2 separate regions of the Homo sapiens genome follow, and region 2 is linked to region 1. Evidence: chromatin loops called from intact Hi-C (ENCODE). Cell type or tissue: adrenal gland. All regions are shown on one strand.

Region 1 (5,000 bases):
GGGTGGAATCGCAGCCAAATTATTCGCAGCCCCGTTCAGCATGCGTGCGGTAGGGATAGCTAATAACTGCCCCGAAGGGTTATCGCGAGGATGTAGTAAGATGCGTGGGGGTGCTTAGCATGATGCCACACAGGGAGGAGCCCCGCAATCAGCGGCAGCTGTTCCTCTGTGTCTGCAGCCACGCAGAAGCGGGAGCTAAGAAGGGTGTGACGGGAGAGGAAAGGCGAGAAGAGCACCAAAGGGGAAAGATCGTGAGAACTTTTTGAAACTGGGTACTCAACTTCGCCCACTTAGGCTGGCCCAGTCTGGAGCCACAGTCGTCCTCAGCCTTCAGGAAACCCCTGGGGCCTGGCCCTCCCGGCACCTGCTGCTCTCAGGCCCCCTGCCCCAGCCTCGGGGCAGTTCCAGGAAGACTCCCCCCGGCCCAGCCCAGGGCTGCAGCCACAGCTGGTCCTCAGCCCTCCGCACATCTTTGCAGAGTTTGATGGGGCGCCGGGCGGATGACAGCGGGAACGGTTGTGATCACTGGCGGAATCCTAGCTACGGTGATCCTCCTCTGCATCATTGCCGTCCTGTGCTACTGCAGGCTCCAGGTCAGTCCCCGGGACCCGTAGCCAGAGGCTGCCAGGCCACCAGCAAACCTCTTTTTCATTATGGGGGCAGAAACTGGAGGCCGACTTCAGGGCCCACAGAGCCCAAAGCTATGGAATGTAGCAGGCGTAAGTCAAGGAGGATGGGAGTTGGGGCTGGTCGGAAGGGAGCTAAGTGCCCCCCAGCCTGCCCACTCAGAGCACACAGAAAGTGTGCTGGAAAGATACGGGGTCATTGGGTTGTGTCTCCTGCACCTCTGAGATTTCAGGAGCATGGGAAGAGCACCATTCTGGGGAGGCTCTGAAAGCTGCCGCCAGCAGCTCCAGCCCTGTCCTCAATATGATGTGTGTGTCCCTGCCCCGCTCAACTACAGCCTGGAGTTACTGCGAGGAGTGGTGGGAGGGGAAAAGGAAAGCAGTACTGGCCTTGCAAAGCTGGGATTAGAAACTTGTGGAGCAGGCCCCTGGGGTTCAGTGCCTGGCACTAGGTTCTCCATGGAGCAGGGGACAGGGGCACCTGTGCACGCTCAAAAATGCATGGGGCGGGGGGAGCATTCACCCTCTCAGGCATCCCTCTGCCCTTCCGCACAGTATTACTGCTGCAAGAAGAGCGGAACCGAGGTTGCAGACGAGGAGGAGGAGCGGGAGCACGACCTTCCCACGCATCCCAGAGGCCCCACCTGCAATGCCTGCAGCTCCCAAGCCCTGGACGGCAGAGGCAGCCTGGCGCCTCTCACCAGCGAGCCCTGCAGCCAGCCCTGTGGGGTGGCCGCGAGCCACTGCACTACCTGCTCCCCATACAGCTCCCCCTTTTACATACGGACGGCTGACATGGTGCCCAATGGGGGTGGAGGCGAGAGGCTCTCCTTTGCTCCCACATACTACAAAGAGGGGGGACCCCCATCCCTCAAATTGGCAGCACCCCAGAGTTACCCGGTGACCTGGCCAGGCTCTGGGCGTGAGGCCTTCACCAATCCAAGGGCTATTAGTACAGACGTGTAAATCCTTCCACCCCGACCCGCACACACACCCACACTGCTGCCCTGGCGGGGGCCATGGGGGTGATGAATGACCCTCCAACAGCCCCACATGGGTTGTTTCTGTTTCTTTGGCTTTTCTCGCTCCGCAGTGGAGGGTTTACTAGGATTTAAGCTTTTGAGTGCATTGAGAACCAAGACAGGGCCTGGCTCCAACTCTGTGGGCCAGAGGTGGGGGACTGCTAGGTCGAGTCTGCAGCTTCGCCAGTTTCTTGGTTGGGACACTCCTCTGGCAGCCCCAGCACCACCACAACCCCTTGCAGTGTGCCCCAGTCCCCTGGATTCGCTGGACTGCAAAAAGGAGCACCAGGGAAAGCTCAGCAAAGGCTCAGGAGGCCTCCCGGGTCCTCGGGAGATGAAGCATCCGTGCCTAGGAAAAGGGGACAGAGGGCAAGGAGAGAAGTGAGAGCTACAATTCCAGCATTGGAGAAGCGAGGGGCGGGGCGTCAACGGCACTGCTTCAGGACGCGCTTGCTGAAACGACTCCAACAGCTAGTTCACAGCCCAGCTTTGTACGTTGGTTACCATAGCTACTGCTGTCACTGTAGCTGCTCCCGTAGGGTCGTTGATTCCTGAACGTATCACATCTCACCTGCCCCCTTCCTCGTGGGACGTGTCAAGTTGACTTTAAAGCCTAAGGTGGCTTGTGGGGACTGCACCAGAAAGTGTCTAACCTTGTGTTCCCCGAAATCCTTTCTCTGACTTAGGAACCAGCGCCCCCTGCTGGAGAAGTTTTTTCATTTTGTTAGCCGACTTCTGGTAGCTTAGCAAAGAGACCAGCTGACTGTCTCTCGGCCCAGCCCACCACGCCGAGTAGCTTGTGTGGATGCAGTCCTGTGAGGGTGTGCATAACCGTTCCCAGGTGTACGCACGCGCGCGCGCGCGCACAGACACACACACACACACACACACACACACACACACACAGTAACCACGGGTAGGCACCAGGGGCTTTGTACATTCAGGAGCTGCAGAGAGGAAAGGTCTCCCATGTACCAGAGAAGGAAAAGTCTGATCCCGAAACAGCTTGAACGAAAGGTGGTTAACACGTGACCAATCCCCATGGCAGACAGCGGGCTGGTGAACAGGAAGAGCACAGAATCTCTGTGGGGCGATGCTGCAGCGGCTGAAACCACGTCAAGTCCCCCAGAGCCCGGCATTCTATGTAAGCATCCACCTGTGACGCCGTGGAGCAGGATCTTCATTCATCTCACCAGAGCAACAGCCCAGTCCTGAGGATGGGAGGGACGTGACTTAGCCTTGGGATTCCACGCTCGCCGCCCTCCCTTGGCCGCCCTACTCCCCAGTTTCCTGGCGATGAGCCATTTATTGTGTCTCACACCAGCCTCATTTCCAACTCCGACTTCCTACTTAGAATGTGGCAGTGGCTTTGTGAGTGAGAATCCTGATGAGTTTTCCAGTGGCCTCTGCAGAAGCTGGCCCCCTTCTAAGGGCATAGCTAACCCCCTTCCCACTCCTGAGTCACTGAATTCGAGGAGGGTGGGGCAGGGAAAGGGCTGGCCCCCCTGCTGAAATCTTGATTCTGCATTTGAGGAAGGTCAGGGTGCCGCTGGGGGAGCAGGGAGCGGGGAGGGAGGAAGAGGGGAATGCACATCTTTTGCGCCACTATTAAGGCACCTGTCACCTTACATCTCAATCTGGAATCAAAGTGCCCTGGGTTGAGAAGCAGACCTGGGCTCTGGTCACACTTTGGTCACTCATTAGCTCTAGGACCAGTCACTAATCTCTGAGACTCCATTTTCTCCAGGGAAACGAGGCTTGCCCAGATAGACTAACAACCCTTTAGTGCTCCAAGAAGTGAGAATTTCCGAAAAAGATCTGCCGGCCCAGAGCACTCCCTCTTGCCCTAATCCTGGCAGGGTCTGGATGTATTTACCCAACTCTGATCTTGCGTGCAGGGATGCTTGCTGATGGATGAAAGACCACAATAAAACAAGATTAGCAGCAAAACAATTTTAATTGTCAGTGAAAAGCAAACATGTTTGTCAGACTCTCCTGTGGAGTCATTTCAAATGGTAACTCTTCTCTTGTACCAGGAAGCAGCTGTAGGTGGGGTAATGGGATCTGTCTCCTGGTGCAGAGGGGCAGCTTATGGCGGCAGCAGCTTCAACAAGCCCGTCCCACGGCCAGCCCTAACTGGGCCAAGTGCAAGCTCCTGATGAGCTGCTGGGCCTGGCAGCGTTCCCCACTTCCTAGTGCCTTGCTCCCCTGGAATTCCACAGCCAATCAACCACAGCAGCCGTGTCCTCCTTGCCAGAAATAACATCATTCGTACGTCCTGCCTTTGTAAAAATCAAGACCCAGTTAACCATCACCCACTTCTTGCCCCTGATTGATGGGGTCCCTGAGTACAAGCGTCCTGTGCAATCCCCTCCCTCCTACCGCTTTCCTAGCTAAGCCCTGCTAGCCCCACAAATCAGAATCTGGGTTTGGGGTGCTGGAGAGATGGTGGGCCCCAGCTCTTCCCCACATAGCCCACGCTGCTCAGGGCACGGTCTCCAACCAGGCTCGAGATTGCCTGCCTGCCCGCTGCAGCCGCAGGGCCCCACCCTGTGGAAAAGGAAGCTTCCCCCACTCAACTGCACTGTCCTTTTCTGCTGTCTAGTCTGTGCTAAGGGACACTACTTGTACACTTTTCAAACGGTGCCCTAAATTGGAAGAGAAGGAGGGGCCAGGAACACAGCCCTCTCCGCCGTCTTTCTCCACCTCCACTTCACCACTCCTGCTCTAGACTTCTTGTCTTGCATCTTTGATAACTTGGAGTCATAACCGAGTGGATGTCGGAATAAATGAGAGATTTGAAGTAGAAATCCCACAGGGTCCTTCGTTCTTCACCGGGGGAAGTGAAGGGGGCTGTTGGTGTGGATTTAAGGGTGAAGCCTCCTCTTCAACACCCAGAGCGTCTGTGTTCCACGCTCTCCCTGCTCCCACGGTAGCAAACCTCCACCTTGTTGCCTGGCATGCCCCCATTGCCTCAGTCAGAGTTCAATCGGCGGAGATTTGCTGTTTGTTGGGAAAGTGGCTGAAGGGCCCTGCTGAGGATAGTGAGTTTCCCTGTGGGGCAACCCAGGCCTCGGCCCCTGCTACCTGCCCTTCCCCTCTTCCCAACCCTGCACACACACCTTCCAGGCTGGTGGTCTTCCTGCCTGTGTAGCTCAGGGTAAAATCACTTCTCTGAAGCCTGAGGAGATCATGTCACATGGCCAGCCCTTTGTTACAGGGGCAGCAAGGGAAGAGAGGGGAATTGGGACCAGATCCCCAGTGCAGCCCAGCAGAGACTACAGAAGTGGAGAGGGATGGAGGGGGACTGGAGAACTGGGAACTAGCTTTGTGTGTAGGAGGGAGAATTCGG
Region 2 (5,000 bases), 550 kb before region 1:
ACCCACCTCTTTCTAACCCCCTTCTGCCCACTGTTTTGTTCACTCTTTCGTACACAGTGCCTCATTATTAAAATTCCTTATTTATAAAAACCAATGTTCATACATAAAAGTTCCCAACTCAGTGGATATGATGAGGAAAACTATTAGATTAAAAGAATTAATATTAAGTTGTGAATAAATCTACAGCTCATTTTACAGAAATGTAATTGGTGGAATTTCAGACTTAATAGCAACGTAAAAAAATTTTAGGGGGTGCAGGGAAATTTAGGAAGGTACAAGTCACTTAAAGGGCCTGTCTGCTTTATAGCCTTGCTGCTTAAAGTGTGGTCCTAGGACCAATAGCAATGAAATCAGCTGGGAGCTTGTTAGAAATAAGAACCTCAGTTCCACGTGTCAAAATTTGCATTTTAACAAGATAGGGGAAACTCGGGGTAGTTTGTACGTATGTTAAAGTTTGAGAAGCACTGGTTTATAGTATTCCAAGTAGGCAAACACCTTTTCTCCTCTTTAATTTAAAGCGTGGTCAGCTATTGCTTATGAGGATCTGTAGTCAGTGAAGACCAATTTGATGTTTCTAAGCAGCCTTCCAATTGTTGACCCAAGGGCATAATTGCCACAAATACTCTATTATAATTTAATACATTTGGGGGGAAGAAGCATTCCAAAAAGCTTTTTTAACTCAGTGTTGAAGGGATGTACAGCAACTGAAAATTAGAAAACTGTCTAGGATACACAAGTACAGTAGTGAAACCAGAAATCAATGGCTGAATAAAGGATTTCAACCTGTATGACAATCTAAAGCAAATACAACTGTTAAATAAAATTTATGGGAGGCCATTGTTTTGGACTGAGCTTCTGCACTGGCCCAACAGACCAGGCCAAACCAGAATGGAGTCACTGAAACTAAGTGCCATATAATCAACTGAACTTTGAAATTGTCAGTTAAAACCAACCAACCAGGAGATTCACAGCAACCAATCAGAAGGGGCCCAGTTTACCTGACCAAGCATGTTAGAAAGTTCCCTCTGTTTTAACCCTATAAGAAAAGTAGCTGAAAGACCAATCTCCCTTTTGTTATCTTTCTACTTTCTTCAGTGCTTTTTTGCCTATAAAGCCAATCCCCTCTTATCAGCTCCGTGAAACGCCATTCTTTTATGTAGGATGAGATGTTACCTGTTTCTTGAATTGCAGATGAAAGTCAATTAGATATTTAAACTAATTTTTTTTTTGGTAACTTTGTCTTTTGAAGCAAGAATGGAATCACTACACAGTTGCTAGGACTGCTATTGAGAAGTAGAGGAGGAAGTTAATGTTGTGTTTATGTTAAATGTATTAACAAAGGTAGCCAATCCAATCCAATTAATTCCACAAGGTCTTTTTCAACTTCCATCTCCTATCTTGTATGAAGCCTTTTCTGCTTCTTTCTATACATCCGCCTTTATTAGGTGATCAACTGTCCTGGTTATCTTAGGACTATCCTGGTTTTCTCACTGGAGGTTCTGCATCCCAGGAGATCCCTCAGTCTCCAGCAAACCAGGACGATTGGTCACTCTACCTGCACTCCTAGCTAGAAATACTGCTTCTGACTTTTAACTTCTTTAGCTCTCTGAACTCTCACCATTTATTTAGCACCTGTCATATTTTGCTTTACATCATAATTATTTGCGTACAAGAAATGTTTCTGAGATTTGCTTACAAATTACTTCAGGGTAGAACTGCGTCTTTCATCATTTCCTTTGTTCCATGCAGCATTAATCCAGTGTTAGATTTGTAGGAGTCACTCAACAGTTTGAATGAAGGAATCTACTTGAAAAAAATAACTATTGCCAATTGGAACTATGCCTGCCATGGAGTTTCAATCTATTGAATCACAAAAGTGACAGTTTGGAAATCCAAATAGTCTTATATTCCTATTTTTGCATTTAGGACTATTTTAAATGTGGCTTCAATCCAACCTTTCACTCCTCCACTGTGTTCCTTGAACATGATTAATGCAAGAATATCCAGGGGGTAAAAGAAATCAAAAGATAAGCATTTTCCCAGAGAGTAGTGTTTACTTAAAGATTTTATTTTTTTAGTGGGGGTGTGTGAATGTCTGCACAATTAATATGTTTTGTCAGATTTTTCATTTGGGGCAGTATGAAAGATTAGGTGTCCAGAAAAATCCTCCTGGCATGCAACCCCTAAAAATGATGGAATACACGCACACACACACACACACACACATCACACACATACAAATGGTTAAAAGATAAACTTGACCACATTAATATTTTAATGAGTTTACTTGAGCATTCAGCAATGCATGAGTGGGGCAGCACCAGCCTGCAAGCAGTGAAGTGATCCAAGGGGAATGAGAGACAAACTTTTATGACGTGTTTGTGGAAGCAAGACAAATAAAATATATTTGATTGGTTAACGTGGAAATCCCTAGTTAGAAGTTAATTGATGGCTTCTGATTGGTTAGGCTTAAGTTTTCTTTTGCCATTTACATTGAACTTTGGTTTGCTTGGGTAGGAACCCAAGGTGCTGAAGCCATCTCAGCCTAATGGCCTCCCAATTAAACCATATGTGTGTGTGTTTACACACACACACACACACACACACACACGCACACTCAAAAAGCTTTAATATGTATGGCTCAGTTGGTAGGAAGACTTGAAATCAACAGTGCACTCAAATGTTAATATTTGCTCTGGGGGCATTTGTCTACATGGGTGGCCTAATGCTTGGGTTCTAGTAGATTCAGTGAGCAGGGGAGAAAACTAAGACTTAGCCCTTTATGGTGCAAGATTGGATGGAAGCCCCTGCATGGATTTGGGAACCGCCCCCCGCCCCCCACAAAGATACTTCACTTCAGCAGGTAAATTTAAAAAAAAATGGCAGGATTTGTCAGGGATGCTTGTCTGTCTCAACTTAAGTTTTGTCAGAGGAAAAATATGTTTTTATGAAAGTTCCTAACCATGCAAAACAACAACAACAACAACAACAACAAAAGCAAATCCCTAAAATCCCTAGATACAAATTTAAAGTGGCCTTAGATTGGTACTGCTCCACCTGGCAGAATTACCTGGGAGAGCAAATTCAAATACTCTCTGGAAGAAGGTGCTTTAAACCTGGACCTCAGAGAAATCCCAAGGAATATGAATGTATATTGGTAACTCTATGTTTAACTTTTTGAACAACTGCCAAATTATTCTCCAAAGGGGCTATATTATATTACATTCCCACCAACAATGTAAGAAGGTTCCAATTTCTCTACATCTTCACCAACACTTGTTACTGTCTGTTTATTATAGACATTTTAGTGGCTGTGAAATGTTATTTTATGGTTTTTATTTGTATTTCCCTAATGACTAATGATGTTGGACATCTTTTCATGTGCTTTTCGGTAATTTGCATATCTTCTTTGGAGAAATGTCTATTCCAATCCTTAGCCCATTTTAAAATTGGGGCTGGGTGTGGTAACTCATGCCTATAATCCCAGCACTTTGGGAAGCCGAGGTGGGCAGATCACCTGAGGTCAGGAGTTCCAGACCAGCCTGGCCAACATGGTGAAACCCCGTCTCTACTAAAAATACAAAATTAGCTGGGCATGGTGACACATGACTGTAATCTCAACTACTTGGGAGGCTGTGGCAGAAGAATCGCATGAACCCAGGAGGAAGAGGTTGCAGTGAGCTGAGACTGAGCCATTGCACTCCAGCCTGGCCAACAAGAGTGAAACTCCATCTCAAAAATAAATAAATAAATAAATAAAAATAAAAATAAAATAAAATAAAAGTGGGTTGTCTTTTTATTGTTGAATAAGAGTTCTTTATATATTCTGGATACTACTACCTTCTTTTTTCTTCTTTTTTGAGACAGAGTGTTGCTCTGCTGCCCAGGTTGGAGTGCAGTGGTGCGATCTCAGCTCACTGCAATCTCTGCCTCCTGGGTTCAAGCGATTCTCCTGCCTCAGCCTCCCGAGTAGTTAGGATTATAAGCACCTGCCACCACACCCAGCTAATTTTTGTATTTTTAGTAGAGACTGGTTTTGCCATGTTGGCCAGGCTGTTCTCAAACACCTGACTTCAGGTGATCCGCCCACCTTGGCCTCCCAAAGTGCTGGGATTATAGGTGTGAGCCACCACACCTGTCCTAGATACTAGTACATTATTTTATTTTAGTTTTGAGATAGAGTCTCATTCTTGTTGCCCAGGATGGAGTGCAGTGGTGTGATCTCGGCTCTCTGCAACCTCTGCCTCCCAGGTTCAAGCGATTCTCCTGCCTCTGCCTCCCAAGTAGCTAAGATTACAGGCGCCTGCCACCACACCTGGCTAATATTTTGTATTTTTAGCAGAGACGGGGTTTCACCATGTTAGCCAGGCTGGTCTTGAACTCCTGACTTCAGGTGATCCCCCTGCCTCAGCCACCCTAAGTGCTGGGATTAATGGCATGAGCCACTGTGCCCAGCCACTAGTACCTTCTGATGAGGTACAATTTATCTGTGTTTCCTATTGTTACTTTTGCTTTTTGTGTCATATTTAAGAAACTATCACCAAATGCAAGGTCACAAAGATTTAGGCCTATGTTTTTTTCCTAAATTTTATAGTTTTAGCTCTTACAGTTAGGTTTTTGATCCATTTTGCATTATTTTTGTATATGGTGTGAGGTAGGAGTTCACCTTCACTCTTTTGAATGTGGATGTTGAGTTGTCTCGGAATCATTTATTGAGAAAACTATTCTTTACCCATTAAAATATCTTGGCATCCTTTTCAAAACCAATTGACTATGAATGTAGGGTTTATATCTGGATTCCTAATTCAATTCCATTGATTCATATCTCTATTATGTCACAAAGTCTTTTAAAATCTAATCTAATTATATATCATCACTTCTCCCATATTCTATTGATTACACAGACCCATTCTGGTACAATGTGGGAGACACTACATGAGGATGTTAATACCAGAAGGCGGCCGGGCACGGTGGCTCATGCCTGTAATTCCAGCACTTTG

The links. Hi-C counts contacts between places; a loop is a spot of excess contacts. Peaks named below come from ENCODE experiments on the same cell type or tissue, not always from the same donor. Only the 100,000 strongest peaks of a DNase experiment are listed, where the experiment ranks them.
Region 2: it touches region 1 in a loop (4-fold over the local background); 10 of 110 quality-filtered maps call a loop at or near these places.

Annotation. Positions count from the first base shown.
Region 1 is chr1:179,812,598-179,817,597 of GRCh38, forward strand. FAM163A (family with sequence similarity 163 member A) reads left to right here. Exons shown (of 5, transcript NM_173509.3): 4 at 479-593; 5 at 1,182-3,601. The coding sequence starts at 501. The coding sequence ends at 1,592. It overlaps LOC105371634 (a long non-coding RNA gene), which reads right to left. Exons shown (of 5, transcript XR_007066756.1): 3 at 4,771-5,000; 4 at 2,302-3,930; 5 at 1,698-1,997. Among named protein-coding and RNA genes, the nearest start is that of MIR12116, 11 kb to the left of the region's middle. RefSeq lists a silencer at 497-722. In adrenal gland, a CTCF peak has its summit at 2,340 (motif pointing left); DNase peaks (open chromatin) are centred at 1,313, 2,404 and 3,383; H3K4me3 peaks cover 1,451 bases; H3K27ac peaks cover 1,689 bases.
Region 2 is chr1:179,262,413-179,267,412 of GRCh38, forward strand. No RefSeq gene overlaps it. Among named protein-coding and RNA genes, the nearest start is that of SOAT1, 29 kb to the right of the region's middle. In adrenal gland, no CTCF peak of the experiment used is centred here; no DNase peak of the experiment used is centred here.